2 separate regions of the Homo sapiens genome follow, and region 1 is linked to region 2. A link is an interaction called in ENCODE POLR2A ChIA-PET data of the cell type or tissue named here. Cell type or tissue: OCI-LY7. All regions are shown on one strand. Each heading gives the region's core, and the rest is flanking DNA. Links, peaks and the distances in the headings are about the cores only.

Region 1 (2,911 bases), core at 282-2,781, 66 kb before region 2:
CATCCCATAGTGAAGAAGGGGCCATAAACTGGACATAGACAGTTGATCCACTTCCCAGATAGGGAAGTATGATTTTGTTTCATGGTATTTTCCTTTTCTCCTTTAAACTGAAGAGGCTGCTTGGACTAAGAGTACCAGGCTGACATAGAAGAACAACTGATCTTCCAGAAAGTGCTGCCAACATCTCTCCACTCCAAAGAGCTAGAATACCAATAAACCTAGGAAGATCCAGTTCTAAATATATATATATATATATATATATATTTTTTTTTTTTAGATGGAGTCTCGCTCTGTTGTCCAGGCTGGAGTGCAGTGCCATGATCTCACCTCACTGCAACCTCTGCCTCCTGGGTTCAAGCAATTCTCCTGCCTCAGCCTCCTGAGTAGCTGGGATTATAGGCGCCCAACACCATGCCCGGCTGATTTTTTTGTATTGTTATTAGAGACAGGGTTTCACTATGTTGGCCAGGCTGGTCTTGAACTCCTGACCTCATGATCTGCCTGCCTCAGTCCCCCACAGTGCTGGGATTACAGGCGTAAGCCACCGTTCCTGGCCCAGTTCAGTATATTTTGATATTGCATCTTCCTAATGTTTGTTTCAATTAGGGACAACTTTGAACCACACACACACTTTTTTTTAATGATTTTCTGTGAGTAAACCCTTGAGGAGTCATATAACCCATGCCTTTCAAGTGTGTCTGTACCAACCTTCCCGTTAAGTCTGTGAAGAGAATCCACTATGTTAGTATATCATTTCTTATGGCAAAGGCTATCAATACATGAGCCGCTGTTCACTATGCCTGATGAGAACCTTACTAAAATATTTTCCTCTCTTTTCTACCTTCATCTTAAGGGAGAAGGGAGATGTCTAGTCAAGAAATAAAATCTCATTGGCTCAGCCTGGTGCGGTGGCTCACGTCTGTAATCCCAGCACTTTGGGAGGCCGAGGCGGGTGGATTACCTGAGGTCAGGAGTTCAAGACCAGCCTGGCCAATATGGTGAAACCTCATCTCTACTAAAAATACAAAAATTAGCCAGGCATGGTGGCACATGCCTGTAATCCCAGCTACTAGGGAGGATGAGGCAGGAGAACTGCTTAAACGCGGGAAATGGAGGTTGCAGTGAGCCAAGATTGTGCCACTGCACTCCAGCCTGGCCGACGGAGCAAGACTCTGTCTCAAAAATAAATAAATAATAAATAAATAAAATCTCATTAGTTCTCAGGGTAATCTTTATAGGGGTCTGAGGATAGGGTTAAATTGTTACTACAGTTGTGGCAGACCTCGACAATGCAAAGCCCATAGAAACACATCAGTGCCCATCATTGTTAAAAAATAGTATTAAATGTGCTTAGGCACCAGAACTATAATCTAAGAGGCAGAATCCAAGTCTTAAGTCCCAATTCCTGTTTTCTGAAGCATAGCAAAGTAATTTACTCTCCGAGTAAAACAATCTTTCTAGATCAGTGGTTCTCAAAGGATGAGGTTTCTAGATCAGCAGCATTAGCATCACATAAGAGCTTGTTAGAAATGCAAATTCTCAGCTGTGCGGCCATAAAAAGGAAGGAGATCATGTCCTTTGCAGGGACATGGATGAAGCTGGAAGCCATCATCCTTGGCAAACTAACACAGGAACAGAAAACCATGAGGCTGGGTTGGTGGCTCATGCCTGTAATCCCAGCACTTTGGGAGGCAGAGGCAGGCAGATCACTTGAGGTCAGGAGTCCGAGACCAGCCTGGCCAACATGGCGAAACCCCATCTCTACTAAAAATGCAAAAATTAGCTGGGTGTAGTGGCAGGCGTCTGTAGTCCCAGCTACTTGGGAGGCTGAGACAGAAGCATCACTTGAACCTGGGAGGCAGAGATTGCAGTGAGCTGAGATCATACCACTGCACTCCAGCCTGGGTGACAGACCGAGACTCTGTCTAAAAAAAACAAAACAAAACCAACACTGCATGTTCTCACTCATAAGTGGGAGCTGAACATTGAGAACACATGGACACAGAGAGGGAAACAACACACACCAGGGCCTGCTGGGGGATGGGGGATGAGGGGAGGGAACTTCGAGGACAGGTCAACAGGTGCAGCAAACCACCATGGCACAGTATACCTTTGTAACAAACCTGCACGTTCTGCACATGTATTACGGTTTTTTTTTTTGGAAGAATTAAAGAAGAAAAGGAAAAAGAAAAAAATGCAAATTCTCAGCCTCATCCTCCACCTGCTGAAGCAGAAACTTCAGGTGAGAGGCCCAGCAATCATGTTTAAACAAGCCCTCCAGGAAAAGCTGATGCACAGTACGATTTGAAAACTATGACTCTAGGCCAGACCAAATAGTGGCCTGTGGAGCACAGCATTAGCATTTCCTGGGAGCTCATTAGAAATGCAGAATCTCAGGCCCCACCTCAGACCTACTAAATCAAAAACTGCAGCCGAACCAGATCCTCAGGTGATTTGTATATACATTAAAGTTTGAGGAGCAGGATCAAGGATCAAACTGAGAAACTTAAAAACCTAAACAAATAGGCAGAGCACAGTGGCTCACGCTGTAATCCCAGCACTTGGGGAGGCTGAAGGGGGCAGGTGACCTGAGGTCAGGAGCTCAAGACCAGCCTGGTCAACATGGTGAAACCCCGTCTCTACTAAAAATATGAAAATTAGCTGAGTGTGGTGGCACACGCCTGTAGTCCCAGCTACTCGGGAGGCTGAGGCAGGAGAATCGCTTGAACCCAGGAGGTAGAGGTTGCAATGAGCAGAGATCACGCCACTGCATTCCAGCCTGGGCAATAGAGCGAGACTCCGTCTCAAAGAAAAAAAAAACCTGATTTTATAAATATGTCACTGCAAAATTTACAACACACTCTCTTCCTCATATAACTCTCTCAATAACCTTGTAGATTAGGTATTGTCA
Region 2 (2,911 bases), core at 179-2,678:
CTGGCTGAAAATTGCACAGCCAGTAAGTATTAATAGTAAAGGCAGGATCCAAAGACAGACATGCTGGCACTGGAATCTAGATGGTTAGCCACTGGGCTAAACCATAAGGATAGCAAACATTTATTGAGACCTAGGCTCCAGGCATTGCACTAAACATCTATTTTACGTGGACTATGTCATTTGATGATCATGGTAACCCATATGGCATCGTTAAACCCCATGTTGCAGATGAGTTAACTGAAGTTTAGGTACATCGAGTGACTTGTCCCAGGTCCCAGAGGTCTACTTAGTCCAGGTTTACAAAGAAGAAAGCTACTACGTTTAAAGAACCTTTTTGCCATTCCATACCACAAACCAGAAGTTTTGGTTTGAGTAGACATGAAACAGTTTTGCAGCATCTACTTCAAGGGAGCTTCATTTTTGTTGTTTATGGGTATCAGGGTGTATTTAAACAAAAAGCATCTATTTCAGGAGACAGAGTTTTCATGATGTGCTTTTTTGTTTCACTGTTCAGTAAAAATCCCATCTGTTTATGCTGCATCACACCATGATTTTTTTTTTTTTTTGAGACGGAGTCTCTCTCTGTTGCCCAGGCTGGAGTGCAGTGGCGCAATCTTGGCTCACTGCAAGCTCCGCCTCCCGGGTTCACACATTCTCCTGCCTCAGCCTCCCGAGTAGCTGGGACTACAGGTGCCCTCCACCACGCACAGCTAGTTTCTGTATTTTTAGTAGAGACGGGGGTTTCACCTTGTTAGCCAGGATGGTCTCGATCTCCTGACCTCATGAACCACCCACCTCGGCCTCCCAAAGTGCTGGGATTTCAGGCATGAGCCACCACACCTGGCCACACCATGATTTTACTTGTGCTACTTCTACCCAGATGTGAAAGACATTAGCTAATGAGGTCTGTGCTCATGTCAAAGAGGGAGACTTAATCATCCCTTAGAACTGTTCTATTGGCAACATTTTCAACTTCCTCTGATCATCCAAAACCCATCCCACCTAATAAGTTTTGCCTATAGTAAATGAATCCAGTTTTCTTACTGACAAAACAAAAAGCAACTCTTAAATTGTCATGCTTGCTTTTTTTTTTTTTTTTTTTTTTGAGACAGGTTCTCGCTCTGTTGCCCAGGCTGGAGTGGCAGTGGCAGTGGCAGTGGCATGGGCAACAGAGCAAGACCCTGCCTCCAGAAAGTATGAAAATTTAAGAGATGTTTTTTTTGCTGCAGCCACAACCTCCTGGGGTCAAGTGATCATTCCACCTCAGCCTCCCAGGTAGCTAGGACTACAGTCATGCGCCACGACACCTGGCTAATTTTGTTTATTTTTTATAGAGGCACAAGCTCCCTATGTTGGCCAGGCTGGTCTCGAGCTCCTGGACTCAAGCGATCCTCTCATCTCGGCCTCCCAAAGTGCTGGGATTACAGGCATGAGCCACCGTGCCCGGTCAGATTTCCATCGTTTTGATGTATTTCTTATTTTCTTCTGTCTGCAACTGGTCTTTGGCCGCTCACAGCCACTCCTCAGACATGTTCTCACTCCTCTGGTGGCTTGCTCAAGAGCGGTGAGGTTTTGGTATTTTTGGTTTGGGGTTTGAGGTAAGGGAAGTTTCAGAGAGGAAACAATGAAACGGTCCAGTGATTTCTTCTTAAGTCATATGCATAATTGACATTGACTCTGAAAAAAGAGAAATTCAATGCGAAGGTGGTCAGCTAGGCCCGCCCGGCTCTGACATAGGACTCTGAGGTAAGCCCCACCAGAAAACATGATTTGCAAAAGACACGACTGTGCTTGAAGGTAACTTCATTTTGAAAAGGGAAGAGAAATGTTGTTTGGGAGAAGAAGGGTTTTCTTGGGATTTTTTCCCATGGGATCCAGTGAGATACGTCAGGTCATCTCCTGAAGATCAATCACTATTGCTGATCTTCTGTGATTCCAAACCCATGCTGGGCCTTGTCCTAAACACTCAGACCCCCAGCCCAGCTCCGGCAACCAGCAGGACCCAGACATGCTGACATTGCCCCCATACGCCCAGCACCTTACCATTGAGAACTTCTTTCTGGTGCCCAATAGCCCTTGGATAGAATGAAAGATTAGGAGCCAGACATGCCAAAGAAAATCAATCTGCTCTTGGAGCTCAAGAAAAAAAGCAGGACTAATACATGGTCTCAGCATTTTCTTTCTTTTTTTTTTTTTTCTGCGACGGAGTCTCACTCTGTTGCCCAGGCTGGAGTGCGGTGGCATGATTCCAGCTCACTGCAACCTCCGCCTCCCAGATTCAAGCAATTCTCTGCCTCAGCCTCCCAAGTAGCTGGGATTACAGGCATCTGCCAGCAGGCCCGGCTAATTTTTGTATTTTTAGTAGAAATGGGGTTTCACCATTTTGGCCAGGCTGGTCCTGAACTCCTGACCTCGTGATCCCCACCGCCTCGGCCTCCCAAAGTGCTGGGATTACAGGCATGAGCCACTGTGTCCAGCCCAGTCTCTGCATTTTCAAACCCCTTTGCTTCCACTTTCTTTCCCCAGGCCTTTTTCCTTCTCTCTCCTTTATAGACCACCTTCTCTGTGCTTCACTTCCAGAAAAAAAGACCTCCTTCTATTCCTTGTCTGTGTTCAAGTCAAGCGAAGGAACATTTACCTAAGGCTAGGCCACATGGGGAATGCAGAAGTTGTGACAGAGCCCCTGCTCTCAAGGGGTATACAAACCCATTGGGGAGACATGGTGAACACAAGGGTAATACTCAGGGACAGCCAGGGCCAGCACTCATCCACTGATGTTTCCTGAGAATTCAGAAAGGCACTAGGGATGCTACTGGCATGGAGAAAGGAGCATGGGCTGGGTCTCCGCTCCCACTCAACTCTTTGGCCAGGTGCCCTTGGGCAGAACAAAAAATGCATATCCATGGGGGAC

Evidence for each region. ChIA-PET counts read pairs that join two places held together with the same protein. Peaks named below come from ENCODE experiments on the same cell type or tissue, not always from the same donor. Only the 100,000 strongest peaks of a DNase experiment are listed, where the experiment ranks them.
Region 1: POLR2A ChIA-PET joins it to region 2 with 14 read pairs; 1 of 35 experiments calls an interaction of 5 or more read pairs at or near these places.

What each region holds. Positions count from the first base shown.
Region 1 is chr2:203,663,628-203,666,538 of GRCh38, reverse strand. No RefSeq gene overlaps it. Among named protein-coding and RNA genes, the nearest start is that of CD28, 42 kb to the left of the region's middle. RefSeq lists an enhancer at 535-1,177. In OCI-LY7, for the core only: no CTCF peak of the experiment used is centred there; DNase peaks (open chromatin) are centred at 1,508 and 2,198; H3K4me3 peaks cover 1,184 bases; H3K27ac peaks cover 1,583 bases.
Region 2 is chr2:203,597,161-203,600,071 of GRCh38, reverse strand. No RefSeq gene overlaps it. Among named protein-coding and RNA genes, the nearest start is that of RAPH1, 63 kb to the right of the region's middle. In OCI-LY7, for the core only: no CTCF peak of the experiment used is centred there; DNase peaks (open chromatin) are centred at 1,231, 1,601 and 2,017; H3K4me3 peaks cover 1,919 bases; H3K27ac peaks cover 2,018 bases.